Regions from separate parts of the Mus musculus genome. Here region 2 is linked to region 1. The links are chromatin loops, found by intact Hi-C in ENCODE. Cell type or tissue: left cerebral cortex. All regions are shown on one strand. Links, peaks and the distances in the headings refer to the core of each region. The heading gives the core; the rest is flanking DNA.

Region 1 (8,327 bases), core at 63-8,062:
CCCCACCCCCCACCCGGCCAGACCCACGCTTAGTCATCACTCGCTCTCTGCCCCACAAAGGACACAGTACCGAGGACGTTCCGGAAACTGACGCCCGCGTGGTTGGAGGGGCTGAAGCCCGGAGGAACTCTTGGCCGTCTCAGGTGGGTGTTGCTCTAGCCCAGGCTTTTACCCAAACAAAAGATGCTGTGCATCACACACCCCCAAAAATGTATTTTAGGTGTATATGTGTTTTTACCAGCAGGCAGCTCACTTGCTGTCTAATTCTAGATTTTAACCATGTGTGGAACAAGACTGAGGTGGGAGTCTAAATACAAAATGATTGGGGGCGGGGGATGAATTTATATACCAGTCTTGTGGTCATAGACTCTCAAACGTGTGTGTGTGTGTGTGTGTGTGTGTGAGAGAGAGAGAGAGAGAGAGAGAGAGAGAGAGAGAGAGAGAGAGAGACAGAGAGAGAGAGATAGAGAGAGAGAGAGACACACACAGAGAGAGACACAGAGACACAGAGACACAGACAAAGTGCCAGACTGCCACAGCACAGAAGGTTGCTAACCTTCCACCATGTTTGTGGCGTGGCCTTTCATGTTTCTGCCGCTCCGCTGTATGCTGCATACCATGCTGGTGCCAACCCCTCACCCGCCTCACTGAACTCCCCAAGCTTCTGGGTCACTCTCCGGTCTGCACCTCCCGCCTCACCAGAGAGTGCTGGGAACCCCAGATGCTTTCCACAGCATCCAGGCTTTTGTTTGTTGTTTGCTGACAGGGTCTTGCCAGGCAGCCCTGGCTGGCCTGGAACTGGCTAGGCAGACCAGGCTGCTGCTGCTGAACACACAGGCGCTGCTGCCTCTGCCTCCCAAGTGCTGAGAGGAACACACCAGGTTCTTACATGGGTCTCAAGAATTCAAACTCAGGACGTTGGGTTTGCATCGCCAACGATTTCACCTGTGACTCAAACTCTGTTCCTTCATTCGATGGTCCGAGGACTTAAATCCAGAACCTTGGTCACGTCTGGAAAACGCTTTTTCTCTGCGTTACATCCTCACCCCACAAACTGCTTTTGTTATTCCTGTGACGGCTATGTGCCAGGTGGATCCCAGAGGCTCCACATACCCTAAACCATACCTGCATCCACCTGTCCATAGCATGTGTCCCAGATGGCACAATCACACATGGGCACCATGTTCCTTTGGCTATGTTGGCGCATTCTTATCACGGCAGTTGGGCTTGGCTCTGTGCAGATAAAGCAGGAACATCGGCTGCTCGACAGCCACACTTCCAGACGCATCTGTGCAAGTTCAGTTAAACTCAACTTACATCAGTTTGAGCCCCAATATTCAGTAGTTCTATTGTATAATATGAGAAAACACAAACTGATTTAAAAAAAAAAAAAAAAAGAATTTTCCACTGTCAGTTCCAAGTACTCCCTGAGGTGAGAGGCCAGGGTATTTCTTGTGTGTGTTTCAAGACAGGGTTTTCCTGTGTAGCCATGGCTATTCTGGAACTCACTCTGTAGACCAGGCTGGCCTCGAATTTTGAGAGATTCAAACCAGCACTGCCTCCTGAGTGCTGGGATTAAAGGTGTGTGCAGCCACTGCCCAGCAAGGGTATTTCTTGAAGACACTGAGGAGAGGACCCTGGAGCCCTTACAAACTTTGTAAGGCTTCAGTGATGGCACGATGCCTTGGTTACCTTTGGAGAGGAGCTGATAAAAGCACATGAGTTCTAAGCCCAGGGCAACAACAACCTGTTGGAAAGATGCTGAAGGCACTGTGTGCGCCCTCACTTTCCCACAAGTGTAGCAAATGTCATCAAGGCCTTCTCTAGCAACGCACTCAGCAGAGCCACTGCGGGCAGAGGGGCGGAGCAATCGGCAGAGGGGCGGAGCAATTGGCAGAGGGGCAGAGCAATCGGCCGGGACGGGGCGATTGGTTTGCTATCCCTGGCCCAGAAAGTTAGAGAATGTTTTAAGTGGCATCAGAAAGTTTAGACGGTGACACCAACCCACCCTCGCTTTCTTCCTTCTCGACTAGATTTCCCTCCAGTACCAGTATGGAGGATCATGGCACCACACCTGTGGAGGCACCCTCATCCGAAGCAACTGGGTGATGACCGCTGCTCACTGTGTGGACAGGTGAGGAAAACAGCCGGGTTCCTGAGCCCACGGGAGGAAGCGACTAAGCCTTCTGGAAGAATACATAGCTTGAGCTTCCCAGGGCAGTGGGCCACGGCTGAGCCTGTTTGTGTCTGGTTGACATTTGCGGGGACAGTATAGAGAAAGCGCAAGTTGTGCGGGCGCATGTGCACGCACATGTGCAACCTGTAAGTTACCTCTGGTTAGCTTAATAAACTGAAAATGTCCAGCTGACTGTCTATTTACTGCCGCCTCGGCTGCTAACTTCAGGGAATGAGAGCGCTTGTCCTGCCTCACCTTCAACCCCGTTTTGTTCTCTGTCTAGGCTTGAGAATCTCAGTTCCCACCCCAGGGTTAAACTGCTAGTCCGTTCTCACACTTTCCTCTCAGTGGGAAAGGAGGTCCCTCAAGCTTCCCTCTCTCTCCAGCCCCATGACTTATCGAGTGGTTGTCGGAGAGCACAACCTGAGCCAGAATGACGGCACCGAGCAGTATGTGAACGTGCAGAAGATTGTGTCACACCCCTACTGGAACAAGAACAACGTGGTTGCAGGGTAAGTGGGGGTGGGGGGTGGGGGTGTGTGGGGGGTGGTGTGTGTGTGTGTAAGCTGGCTGAGGGCTGGGGTGGGGCTGCCTGGCCACCGGATCTGTCTCCTTCACTTGCTCTCCACCGGACAGAGGGATTGGCTGAAACTTCATCTATGGCTTTTGTACTCTGGATTGTTGAGTAGTGGGTTGCACCCGGGAGAGAGCCCCGTGTCCTGCAAAAGAACACGTGCTGGATTCTCACCCAGGACCAGGAGCACACGGACTGGGGAGGTCTTGAGAGCACAGGAAGATTTCCCAGTTGGTCTCATGTGGGTGTGTCTGCTCAACTGGACCCCATGAGGGCTTCTCTCTGTTTAATGTCTCTGTTTTTCTGGGGATGGAAATTTGGTTTAGTTTTGTTTTTTATTTATTTTTTAAAAAGATTATTTATTTATTTGTTTATTTTGTGTCCGCGAGTACACTGTTGCAGTCTTCAGACACACCAGAAGAGGGCATCAGATCTCATTACAGATGGTTGTGAGCCACCATGTGGTTGCTGGGAATTGAACTCAGGACCTCAGGAAGAGCAGTCAGTGCTCTTACCCGCTGAACCAACTCTCCAGCCCTAGTTTTGGTTTTTTGAGACAGGCTCTTATGTAACTCAAGCTGGACAAGAACTCACAGTATAGTGGAGGCCACTAGCCTGCCACCCAAGTTTTGGGATTCTAGGAATACACCATCATCTGACGTCACTCGGAACATTCTGGAACTTTCTGGGCTAGTGAGAGCAAACAGTCATTAATCACTTTATGAATTATACTTCATCTGGACAAAGAAATTTTGTTTGTTTTTGATTGGGCTTTGGTGTTGGAGAAGAAGCCCAGGCCCTTCAACATAGCAGGAGGATCAGGAGTTCAAAGTCATTATCAACTACATGGTTAGAATAAAAAGATAGCCTGGGCTCAAAAATACCTAACCCCTTGTCTGAATAAATAAAATAAAATAATAAGGCAAGAGCTGGGGACATAATTCAGTGGAAGAGTCCCCTGTGACAAGCACTAGGAAAAAATGGTGCCCAGTGGACAAACTAGTGGTTCAAGTTTGTAATCCCAGTCTAACACTGGCCTACATGTGTGAGACCCTGAGTTTAATGCTCCCACCACAGAAGAATAAAAAGGTGTTCTATTCTTTAGAGTGCATAGGGATGGATTCAAGTAATTGGTATAATTCTGACAGATGTCTCAGAATCTTATCTGTTTGAGAACTCTAGCAGAGCTCTGCTTTTTTTTTTTTTTTTTTTAAATGGGTTTGGCTCTGTTCACCAAAGCAGAGCCAGCCTGCAATTCCAACATTCTACCAGAAGATGCTGCTGTTGCACATCTAATGTCCAGCAGCTCAACTGCTTCCACGTTTGCCTCCTGTGTGTGTGTGTGTGTGTGTGTGTGTGTGTGTGTGTGAATAAATCATCATATTGCCTAGAGCTGGAGTTACAGGCACCTGATATGGGTGCTTGGAACTGAACTTGGGTCCTCTGAATGGCAGACCTTACCAGGTGAGTGAGCCGCCATCTTTCCTCCTGCAGCTATGACATCGCCCTGCTGCGCTTGGCCAAGAGTGTTACACTCAATAACTATGTCCAGCTGGGTGTTCTGCCCCGGGAGGGAACCATCCTGGCTAACAACTCTCCCTGCTACATCACAGGCTGGGGAAGAACCAGAAGTAAGTCATCCACACTCCCCCCACCCCCACCCCCAACACCCCCCACCCCCACCCCCCACCACTGAAGTTTGGTGAAATGGCTAGGTGTCTAGGGCATCTTCTTCTGTGGTCCTAGGCAGTATAGCCTGAGACCTATGACCTAGGGAACCAAAGATCAAGTCTCCGATACATTAAAGGAGGAGGACATGAGATAGTTGAGTCAGAGGTCCCTGACCTTGCTTTGGTGGTCGCTGCACCTCTGCAGACTGAATCAGAGTAAACACACTGGGTGGCCATAGATGCAGGTACAAGACACAGGAGAGGTCTCTGCTGTCCTCACATCACCATGGGATGGTTCCAGGGGATGAGCTGGTAGGGCTGGGGACAGAGCAGGACAGGAAGGTGGGAATGTAAGTGTCACTGAGAAGACACGAGGCAGGGATGTCACCAGACATTGCTTTGAGGACTCCAAGAAGCCAGATCAAGTTTCCATTATCCCTCACAAGCTCTTCTTAAAAATAGTTTGTTTTGCCGGGCGGTGGTGGCGCACGCCTTTGATCCCAGCACTTGGGAGGCAGAGGCAGGAGGATTTCTGAGTTCAAGGCCAGCCTGGTCTACAAAGTGAGTTCCAGGACAGCCAGGGCTATACAGAGAAACCCTGTCTCGAAAGAAACAAACAAAGGAAAACAACAACAACAACAACAAAAAACAAACAAAAAAAGTTCGTTTTTATCGTTTTTAACTATGTGTACGTGTGTGCATCTTTGTGTGTGTGAAGTGCGGGGTCTGCAGGGTTAAGAACATGGCTGCTAGGAACTGAGCTCAGGTCCTCTGCAGGAGCAGTAAGCGCTCTTAATTGCTGAGCCATCTCTCCAGCCCCTGAACTAAATAAACGCTTATGAAGCAGAAAAAGCCTATGAAGCAGAAAAAGCCGGCAGTGGTGCTGACCTCTGACCCCAGCACTCGGGATCAAAGCAGGGGGATCTTAAGGCCAGTTGGTCCTATGTAGTGAGTTCCAGGACAGCTATGGCTACGTAGTGAGACCCTGTCTCAAGAAGAAGAGGAGAAGGAAGAGGAGGAGGAGGAGGAGGAGCACAAGGAGGAGGAGGAGGAGGTAAGAGGAGGAAGAAAAAGAAGAGGGGGAAGAGAGGAGGAAGAGGAAGGGACGGAAATAAGATACTGCTGCCTGAGGTGCTGAAATAGGGAGTCTGGGAGTTTAAGGCCAGCCTGGCATTATAATGAGGCCCCCATCCCTCAAAAAAAAAAGGAAAGGAAGAGAGGCAGGAGGGAGGGAGGGAGGGAGGGAGGGAGGGAGGGAGGGAGGGAGGGAGGAAGGACCGGATGGCTACAATGCCTCTTCTGGTCTGCAGTTTTGTGGGGCTTCTACTGTAAGCAGCACAGCAGGCAGAATTGTTGTGGAGACCATGCTATGGGTGAAAACAAGCAATTGCAGGCCTGGGGTTGAGGGCCTGGGAACAGTGAAGCTGTGGCTACCACCCACAGAGGAGAGAGGGGGACCCATGACCTGCAACAAGCTGGCAGAAGCTGGACCCACATTCAGGTCAGGAGATCTTGGGAAGTTTTCCCTGCACTGACTTCCAATGTGATGTCCCATTCAGCCAATGGGGAGCTGGCCCAGACCCTGCAGCAGGCATACCTGCCCAGCGTGTCCTATAGCATCTGCTCCAGCTCCTCTTACTGGGGCTCCTCTGTGAAGAATACCATGGTGTGCGCTGGTGGAGATGGAGTCCGCTCTGGATGCCAGGTAAGTGTATGCAGGGGTGAGCCCCAGGGGCCTCCACTGGTCACCCCGCCTTTTACACTCTGTCTGTTCCTCACCTGCTCTTGTGCCGGTGGACAGACTCAGCTTCCTACTCTATCACAGAACCTCCAAGTGGGAGGGGACATGAGAGTTCCTCGCTCAATATCAGTATTTCAAAAGCTGCAGTGTGTCCTAGCCTGCCTGTACCTCCTTGTGTATTTTTTAGTAGTTGCTTGTGACCTATATTCTTTTAATGGTAGCAAGGGGCCCGGCCTTTGGGGACCGAGGCAGTTAACTGTATGGCAGGTGGTCTCAGCCCCATCAGTCCCTTTTGTTACACTGTACCACTGTTGCACTTTACCCTGGTGATCTTGGGGGGGGGGGGGTTGTGCAGGTGGGAACAGCAGAGGAGCCAGTACTGAGCAATCTTATAATCTTTCTTATGCAGTACACAGGCTTCTCTATTTAGACATGACCAAGCCACAGTAAACACATTACAGGTTGCTCCGAGCAGTTCAGCCTGTGCATGTGGTGTGTCTCTCTCACACAGGAAACTGTGGGGGAGGGGTGCTGGGATACAGAGATGGCAAATGAAGGAGCCAGGAGCATCGAGGCAGGCAGGCGTTGTAACATCCTGGCTAAAAGTTTTGATAAAGGCAGACTGGCATGGAAGCCACCACCTCCCTCTGCTGCAGCCAGGAAAGTTACCCTTCTGGGAGACAGGGAAACCTGCAGGGAGTCCCAAAGGTTAAGTAGAAATAAATGGAGTGAAAAGGAGGTAAAGTCATTCAAAAGAAGGGAACCGCACAGAGGAAGCACTTGAGGCTGAGAAGGCCCAGGGACTGCTCTTTCCCTTCAGCTAGGACGGAGCTGGGATCAGAAGCTCACGAGCCATATCCAGCCTACTGCCTGGTTCTGCATGGACCATGAGCTACTGACGAAGGTTATAACCTTTGGAAATGGTTGTTGTTGTTATTGTTGTTTTAAGAATCAGAAGGATAGCATTTCAGCTGGGAGGCACATGACATAGCATAAAGCTCTGGGGTTCCATCATTGGCGTTCCATGGATGGAGTTCCCTGAGACATAGAGGTGCATACCTCTAACCCCTGGGGAGGCAGAGGACAGAGGCAGGCTCAGAACAGCAAGGTTATCTTGGGCTACAAAGCCAGTTGCAAGGCCAGCCTGGGATACCCGCGGTATCATCTTGAAAACAGAAAGGGAAAAAAAAAAAAAAATCAAACGGACAGAGCTTGGGAGAGAAAGCCAGGTGAGGAACCCTCAAGAACAAATCGGATTCTGACCCCAAGGAAAATTGCAGAGTAATGAAAGAGGAGTGGGTTGTTGGGGAAGTTCCACAAGAAATAAACGCTTGAATTCTTCAGGGCTGGGTGGAAGAGAGAAAACATACCCAGACCCAAGAAAGGGCGGTAACAGGCAATAAGGACTTGCAAAACCTGAGGAAGACCCGCAGGTCATCCCATAGCCGGGGGTTTTGATGAACGAGCTCTGTGGCTACTAAGTGGCTAATCTGGTTACTGTCGTGGCAAGGATGTCTGTAGAAGGTGGGGACAGTCACACAAGGGCAGGTAAGGGTAAGAAGGCATTTGTCAGGTACCCTTGGATGAGGGGAGAGGTACATAAAAATCTGGTGACATTAGAAACAGAAGTCACAGACAGGTGGGTCTTTAATGGGGAAGAAAATCCAGGGTAACAATAGGCAGAGAAGATTTATTGGAGGGCGAAGAGGGCAGATAATGGATGGACCATGATCCTAGTAAAGAAGGGAGAGCTGGAAGCCAGAGGCCAGCCAGCTGGACACGGCTTTAACTGGGGGTGGGGGACGATGGGGGTGTTCCCTGACCGCGGGCAGGTTTGCAAACTGGGCAGCCGCAAGTTGGCAGGTGTTCTATTTTATTGCTTCTGGTTACTCATGAACTAGGAAATCAACTTGACTGCAAAAAAAAAGGAAAGTGCAAAGGTTGTGCAAGCGCGGATAGCTACGGTGAACAGGAAGGGTCACCCTTCGAGAGGGCGAGCTTGGCATACGCTTCACTCACATTTCCTAGGATAACTAACATGAACCGGAAAGGGTTACCCTTCAAGACAGAGAGCTCGGAATCGGCTCCACTCACTCTTCCCAGGGTAACTCATGTGAACCAGAAATGGTTATCTTTTGAGCCCTCGAGTTTGGCATATGCTTCGCT
Region 2 (8,327 bases), core at 147-8,146, 210 kb after region 1:
CAGCCATCTATAACTCCAATTCCAGGGGACCCAATGCCCTCTTCTGCTCCACAGGATCCTGTAATGCATATAATTATGTTCATACAACCACATATACATAAAAATAAAAGATAAAAATGTAACTAAAAATGAATAGTTTTCTCGGCTTTTGTTTTTTATTTGCTTGAGAAAGGTTTCATGTAGCTCTGGTTAGCCTTTAACTCATTCTATAATCCAGGCTGGCCTTGAACTTCTGATCTTATGCTCCAACTCCCAAGCACTGGGACTACACCAGACAAAATGATTTTTAATCTTTACAAAAAAAAATCTGTACTTTCATAGCTGGAGAGATGGTTCAGAGGTTAAGAGCACTGGCTGCTCTTCTAGGGGACCTGGGTTCAATTCCCAGCACCCACACCTGTAACTGCAGTTCTAAAGAATCTGATACACTCTTCTGGTCACCGAGAGCACCAGGTACACATGTGGTGCAGACATATATGCAGACAAGACATCCATATACATGAAAATAATAATACAATAAACTCTTCTAAATGTATAGTTTCAAGCTGCTGGTAGTATATACTCACATTAGCAAAAAGACCAGGTAGTTGGCAAAGGGTGGAATGGAGATGAGGCCAACGAAGAGACACTTGGTGATATCTCGTCGGAACTAAACAGAAATAAACAGATCCCATTTTAACTGGGGTGAGTTCCTGATAATGTGGCCAATCCCTCCATCCCACTCACTTAAAATGAGCTTATACTGCAGCCTACGAAAAGGGCCATGCTGCGGGGCGGTGGTGGCGCACGCCTTTAATCCCAGCACTTGGGAGGCAGAGGCAGGCGGATTTCTGAGTTCAAGGCCAGCCTGGTCTACAGAGTGAGTTCCAGGACAGCCAGGGCTACACAGAGAAACCCTGTCTCGAAAAACAAGAAAAGAAAAGAAAAGAAAAGAAAAGAAAAGAAAAGAAAAGAAAAGGAAAAGAAAAAAGGGCCATGCCGACTTCTGCCTCCTAGTGGTAAGTTCCTTGAGGGTGGAACCTCAGAGGTTGATTCTTGTTATTCCAGGCCTGGCCTTTTATCGGGATCTCTAGGTAAACTCTCTTGGGTATGCAGGATGTCCCCTGGCTCTTACCTCAGCTCCTCGGGTCACTGCCAAACACTTTCTCGCTGCAGATCTTTGTGTGTTAAAAATCAAACTGGGGTGTTTTCTTTTTTCTTTTTTTATTAATTACAGATTTAATCAGAGTGTGCGCCTGGGATTCTCTATAGCCCTGCTGCGGGCTTCATTCTCAGCGAGCCCAGTTCTGACAAAAACAACTGGACGCCCTCGTGGCAAAGGGGAATGTCTGACCAGTGAGCAACAGGAAAGGAAGGAAGCCGAGCTGAGCTCTCCGCAGTTACCTCGCTGAGAGCTTCTGGGTGTTTGTCCCCGGCCCGTACCTGTCTCAAATGCTCCATCTCCCGGTAAGAGAGTTGATGAAACTTTAGGTTTTGTTTCCACATGTCTGCCTTTATTCTTCTAGCCTTTTTGCCATCAGCCCATAACATCTGTATTCCTGCCCCATTAAAGTGGAGGACAGAACGTGGTGTTATCCCGGTTTGAATCGCCTACCGTGGTCACTCACATGCACACACACCGGCCCCTCCCCGGCTCTACCGACAAGGAAGCTTGTGCCTCGCAGACCCGCCCCCCCCATCCTTTCCCCTAGCACATAACCCAGCTGAATTACTCATTGCTTGGCTTTAAACTTGAGCTATGTGCATCCCAGCTAGATACTAACTTGCTGCTTTCTGGGGCATGTTTATAAGCTGCATGATTTGATATATTGCTATGATTCCATTCTGAATCTTCCATCTATGATAATCCTTGTTTTTCTAGTTTTTTAAAAAAAAAAAAAACCTATTTCCAGGGCTGGAGAGATGATGACTCAGGTTTAAACATTTACTGCTCTTGCAGTCACCTAGGACCTAGGTTCGGTTCCCAGCACCCACATGGTGGTTCGCAACTATCCAGAACACATGCTCGAGGGCATCTAATGCTTTCTGACCTCAGAGAGCACTAGGCATGCACACAGCACACGGATACGCATGTAGGCAAGACAGTCACACAAATAAAATGAATAAAATCACTTCTAATGCTTCCAAAATGTTATCTAGGTTGGCTTCAAATAACACAAGGCATATATGTGTCTATGATTGGTGGTCGTTAAGTATTTTGTTTCGAGGGGGTTTGTTGTTTTTGTTGTTACAGCCTTGCTGTGTAGCTGAGGCTGGCCTAGACCTCCTGATTCTCCTGCCTTGGGATGCTGGGTTGTGGGGCTGTAAGACACAGAACCCCCGTGGCTAACAAGGCAGCCATTGTTACCTCCACTTCTTAGATAAACTCCATGACGCTAATGATTAGAGTAAGATTCAGAGTTGGCAACGTTCTATTTTTTTTTATTAGTGGATAAAAGTATAGAATACAACAATAGAAAAAGTTAACACATATTGGACACTTGGTATAGAGCTGTCATACTAAAATAAATGAGGCCATGTTCTAAGCCTTTTAAATATGTTGATCTACTCTTCACCATTAGGTGTGGTGGCTCACTCAGCATTACCATCCCAGCAGGCAGAGAGACCAGAAATTCAAGGTCATCCTCCACTACACAGAAAGCCCCAGGCCAGCCCGAGCTACACTCTTCCTAGATGACTAAATAATAATCATAACTAGGTAATCAGCAGGTAGGTTCTAGTACCTCCTTACAGATGAGACACCAAAGACCCTGTAAGTGTCACTAGCGCCAGTGCACAGTCTAAGTCACAAATGGGATTTGAATCCGGCATTTTGGTTCCAGGGCTGTCATGTGACATTATAGGTATCATCTCAACATAGCTAGCGGACCTCCACTTTGAGTGGAAGCATTCAGAAACCAAGTGTCTACAGTTCTATTTCCACTACAAGTTATCTAAGCTGGCCACGTGATAAACACGCCCCACGAAGCAGCGAGTTACTACCTGGCTGGGGAGCTCTCAGGGTTAATCGACCATGACGCCCTGGTGTTAAGGAGTTTAAAACAAAGCATTTAATCTGGTTTCCTTATGATAACAATCCCTGGGTCTGGTCTGCACTGAGCAGGACAAGGAATTTCTAAGGAAATGAGAATATATTTACATCTTCTGCTCTCTCTCGAGTGATGTCAGGATTTGTCTACCATAACATCCATCTGGATATTTAAGAGGTGGCAGTGACAATTTGTAAGAATTCATGCTCAAACCCTGACGGAAGAGAAGACATCCCAACTCACAGCGCAGCAGCGGACCCGGCACATTGCAATCTCACTGACTGTGACTAACGCAGAAGAGCAGATTCGGGCTTCTCAATGTTAGCGTTTACCTTTCATGAAGGTTGTGTATAAGGCATAGAAGCGGGGGAAATGACGCCCCAAGAAACGATGGTACGATCCGTTAATCGCTCTTGTCTTGGTCACCACGTAAGAAATCAAGTTCTTCACGTCCGCCTTCGGAGAAAGGTGAAGCTTTGAAGACCTACAACGAAGACCAAAGAGACTATCTGCGAAGGAGTAGAAGCCATTCGGTACGTAGGACCCCTCGGTAAACATACGGTTTCTGAGAGCGATTGCCAGAACTCTTCTGAAAACCCAAGCTCAGGGTTAGGGTTGGTATGAGAGGGGCAGATCATGCAGAAAGGTGTGAGCGTGGAGCGTGCGCAAAGCCTGCGGGGCCAGGAGAATGCAAGCTGAAGCCATGGAGAGATGGGAAGGGGAAGCTGAAAGATGAGCTCAGGATGTGCGGGGACAATCGGGTGGACACGGAGTACGGAGAGGGACAGGGACGGGCGTTCGGTGGGAATCCTGCATGGAAAAGCAAAACCCAGGGCCCAAGGCAGGGGATCCCGAGAGGCGGAGGCTGAGCCGCTGGAAGGGCTTCTACATCAAAAATGCTCTTCTTTCTCCAGGGCCCTCACCGAGGGGCTCGCCACGCAGGGCCAGAGCGGCCCAGCTGCAGCCTCCGGGTGACAAAGGGTCCAGGGGCGACAGTCGAACCCCACAGAGCAGCCCGAGCCCAGCACACCCTGGACAGCGCCATCTTCACAGCAGGGGAGGGAGCGCGGAGAGAGGTCGTCTCCGGGTCAGAGTGCGCCCCGCAGCACGCACGCGCCGCCCCTCCACGCCGACAGGCGGCTGCGAGCCGCCCCGCGCCCCCCGGGCGAGCCCGGGCGGGGACCCGGATTGGACGCGGCGACGCTTCCGCGCGCAGGACCGGAAGCGAGCCTCCCCGAGGGAGCGAGCGCCGGCCCAGCCTGAGGTCGCTATCGTGAGCCGAGGACGGCGTCTCCTTGAGGAACCCAGTGCCCTCGTCGGTCCCTGGGGGCTCGGGGCCGCGGGCGCTGCCCTTGACCTCTGTGGGAGCCCGGGGTCGTGGCCCCGATGGCGGCGGCGCGGGGTGGCGCTGCGCCCTCTAGTGGCGGCGGCCGGCAGGGCTCCGCCCTCCATCAATCTGGCGGCAGGTGTAGAACCCCTTTCCAACCCTCGCTTTCTGGTCCTCACGCGCCCTTGTCACGGAGTAGGTGCGCGGTGGATATTTTTTGGAGAAATGACTACTTGAAACTCGGAAGGGTTTCTAGGCGTCCAGCTGTCCGCGAGAGTCGACGGCCCTCTTGTGTCCATAGGCATTTTAACGGACGTGAAGCACGCTGAAGCCATGCGTCTGCAGTCAGGTTTAGTGTGGGGGACCTTGGACAGGTCACTTCGGTGAACTTCATGTGGGTTGTACCTGTGTTGCAGAATTCTGTGAAGATCGAAGGATGAAATGTTTGCATGTTTGCAAAAGCTCCCACGTCTGTAGAACATCTCCGTGTTTGGAGGGCTGGTGGTTTGAACAGTTGCAAAGCTGTTCTCTGCAAGAGGAGGTAGGTAGGTAGGATAGAAAATGACCAAAAGATGGGTTCTCTCGGTTCTCAGGTAGCTTCTAAGTCCCTCAACTACGGTGTCTCCGGCTCGCTAATAGAACTCCCAGGAGACACGAGCGCAGTCACAGACGGTTTTCTAACAGAAATGGAAAGGCACTGCCTGGGAGAACAAACTAAAGGGAGGGCATTTTGTGTAGTCCAGGGTGTGGGGGGGGGGGCGGGGGGGGGGAGGTCGTCCTGGGTAAAGTGCTGAGTAAGCTTAAGGACCTGAGTTCAATCCCTGACTCTAACGCCAAAAGCTGGGCACGGTGGTCTGTGCCTATGACCGCCTCCCCACCCCACCCCCAACACACCCACGTCCTGGCCTCTGTGCAGGGGAACCCGGAGCTTCTTTAGAGCTGAGACCCAGGCAGGAGGAGCCCTGGCACTTGCTAGCCAGCCAGTCTAGCCAAGTTAGCAAGTTACAGGGTTAGAGGGGACCCTGTCCAAAAAAAAAAAAAAAAGATATGTGCATATCCAACACCAGGCATGCGCAAACATGTACACAAACTACAAAAAGAAAAAATGTGATACGGATTCTACGGATTCATTTCCTCACATAGCTGCTGAGTATTTCTTCTTCCATTCCCCTTCCACTGACATACAGGTAACGAGTGTGTGTGCACACAAGCTCAGTCTCTGTCTGTCTCTCTCTGTCCAGCCCACAGTGCGTACATTTATAATCCCAGCACTGCAGTGGGGAAGGTGAGAGGTAGAAATAGGAAAATGTCCAGAATCTCGGAGGCCAGCTTGTCTGGAACGCCCTGCAGGGAAAAGAGACTGAGAAAAGACCCTTTCCCAAAGTGGCAGACAGGACAGACATCTCAGGTTGTCTTCTGACTGACGTGTGGCATTCATTATACATCCACTCGGACGAACCACACACGAATGCTCACATACATGCACAAAGATAAACATTTAAAAACAAACAGGACCGGAGCTCTTGACTCTAGCTGCATATGCATCAAAAGATGGCCTAGTCGGCCATCACTGGAAAGAGAGGCCCATTGGACACGCAAACTTTATATGCCCCAGTACAGGGGAACGCCAGGGCCATAAAAGGGGAGTGGGTGGGTAGGGGAGAGGGGGTGGGTGGCTATGGGGGACTTTTGGTATAGCATTGCAAATGTAAATGAGCGAAATACCTAATAAAAAATGGAAAAAAAAAAACAAACAGGAAATATACAGCTGCAGAGGTGGTGGCCAATGCTGAGCCGGCTGGGTTCGGGCTGGAACAATGTGTACGCACACAGATGAGTTGACCTGGAGAAGAACTGAAACTCTAGTTGTCGGAGTCAGAACAATTGAGAGGCCTTATAGACACTGGGAATCTATTCACTGATTCGAGGCTTTTAAAGTGAGAATGCCCACGGCTTTCCATAGTAAAGATGCAAGGAGATGAAGTGACAGGCATCGCCTGGGAGTTTATTAAAGAAAAATCTCTATTTCCCTATGTGGAACTGGATCTGCTTCAGTGTGTGAGCGTTTTGCTTATGCTTGTGCCTGTGTGTCAGAAGCAAGTGAGTTTCCTGGAGATGGCCCACGGTTTTTCATGGCCTGCAATGGGTGCTCTCTGAGATGCAGGGTCCTCAGAGACTTCAGCCCAGGATTGCTTCTTGCTGCTGAGATGCCTTTCCTGTCGCTGTTACATAGCCCAGTGATTCCTGGGCATCAGCCCACACTATTGATCAGGATCGATATGAACATGTGGTAATGCTGTGCAGACCCGAATTGATGATTTCATAATTCCTGATCATGATTTTATAGAATTCCTAAATTGAAATAAGTAATCGCACTCCTCTATAGAATACAAGCTGCAGATAGAGCTCTGTAAACCTTCATGTGTCCTGGGTGATTGCACTAGGAAAAGAAAGCAGGCTTGGAACAGATCTACAGTCAGGGAAAGCATTATGTCTAAGTGAGTTGTGAAACCACTGTCTGGCAACTAAAGGTCATAAACGGGGAATGGACAGTTTATTGTAGGTGCAAGGACAGAACATGAAATACTGACTGGCTCATCCATACAGAACTTCAAAGCTAATGAGACCTAAGGCAGACGATTCGTCTCTTGACAATGCCACCCCGACTTTATGGCATATTGATGCATTTATTTCCATATAGCTGCATGCTTAAGAAATCATAGAAACTGGGGCCAGGCATAGTGGTACACGCCTTTCAACCCAGCACCTGGGAGGCAGAGGCAGGAGGATCTCTATGAGTTTGAGACTGGCTTGGTCTATACAGTAAATGAAGGCCAGTTAGGGCTGCATAGTGAGACCTTGTCTCAAATAAACTATAAGGTGTATGGTATAGGTCACTCTGTAGGCCGGCTTTGAGAGCTCCCAATGCCCAATGCATCCTCTGGCAGCCTTTGGATCAAGATGGAGAACTCTCAGCTCTTCCAGAGCCATGTCTGCCATGATGATAATGGATGGCACCTAAGAACCAGTAAGCCAGACCTAATTAAATGCCCTTTGTAAGAGTTGCCTAGGGGGCTGGAGAGATGGTTCAGTGGTTAAGAGCACTGGCTGCTCTTCCAGAGGTCCTGAGTTCAAATCCCAGCAAACACATGGTAGCTCACAACCATCTGAAGTGGGATCCAATGCCCTCTTCTGGTGCATCTGAGAACAACAGTGTACTCTCATTCATAAAAAAAAAAAAAAAATGTAAAAAAGGAAAAAGAGTTGCCTTGGCCATGATGTCTCTTCACAGTAATGGAAACCCTAACTAGACAGATGGGTTCTATTGTCCGAGGAAGCTAAAGCTAAAGGTGTAGGGAGAGAGAGTTGGATAAACATTCCGGAGATTTGGGTGAGGTCTGGCCCTACAGAGAGCAAAGGTCATGAACAACATCTATGCCAAGCCATCTGAGTGGAAAACAGGCATCCATCTCTTCCACTGAGGAGACAACCTGGTGTGATTGACATCCCTGGTTTCTCTAGTGCTTATCAGTGAGCATTTGTGCCCTCTATACAACATAAGCAAATATCATTTATTTTGGCTCAGTTACAGTCTGTTCTGGAAAGGAAGTCCGGAGCAGGAGCCTGAGGTACTGCCAGGCAGGAGAGGAGACAGTGACAACTACTTGTTTTCAGCTAACCACCCCACCCCAAGCCCACCCCAAGACAGGGTTTCTCAAAGTATCCCTGGTCCTATAGACCAGGCTGGCCTTGAACTTGAAGATCCCAATGCTGGTGTCAAAGGTGTGCGTCACCGCTATAGGACCACTTTCTCCTTTGTATACACTCCATGACCTCAACCCAGGAACTGACTGCCCCTGGTCTTCCACATCAACCTAGTCAAGATAATCCCCACCCCACCCCAGGTATGCATAGAGGTCTCAAGTTGATCCTAGCTCTGACCCAGAGGACAAATGTGAGGTTAACATCAT

Evidence for each region. Peaks named below come from ENCODE experiments on the same cell type or tissue, not always from the same donor. Only the 100,000 strongest peaks of a DNase experiment are listed, where the experiment ranks them.
Region 2: it touches region 1 in a loop (7-fold over the local background); 24 of 42 quality-filtered maps call a loop at or near these places.

What each region holds. Positions count from the first base shown.
Region 1 is chr15:100,678,941-100,687,267 of GRCm38, reverse strand. It overlaps Cela1 (chymotrypsin-like elastase family, member 1), which reads left to right. Exons shown (of 8, transcript NM_033612.2): 2 at 61-143; 3 at 2,034-2,134; 4 at 2,563-2,688; 5 at 4,245-4,381; 6 at 5,980-6,125. Among named protein-coding and RNA genes, the nearest start is that of Cela1, 4.8 kb to the left of the region's middle. In left cerebral cortex, for the core only: CTCF peaks have their summits at 3,174 (motif pointing right) and 3,993; DNase peaks (open chromatin) are centred at 104, 714 and 4,040.
Region 2 is chr15:100,464,871-100,473,197 of GRCm38, reverse strand. It overlaps Letmd1 (LETM1 domain containing 1), which reads right to left and starts at 4,187. Exons shown (of 9, transcript NM_134093.3): 1 at 3,953-4,187; 2 at 3,362-3,513; 3 at 1,423-1,538; 4 at 567-649. The coding sequence starts at 4,074. It overlaps 5330439K02Rik (a long non-coding RNA gene), which reads left to right and starts at 4,831. Exons shown (of 3, transcript XR_001781773.2): 1 at 4,831-4,897. In left cerebral cortex, for the core only: CTCF peaks have their summits at 1,000 (motif pointing left), 4,232, 4,434 (motif pointing left) and 7,544 (motif pointing left); a DNase peak (open chromatin) is centred at 4,148; H3K4me3 peaks cover 2,939 bases; H3K27ac peaks cover 1,243 bases.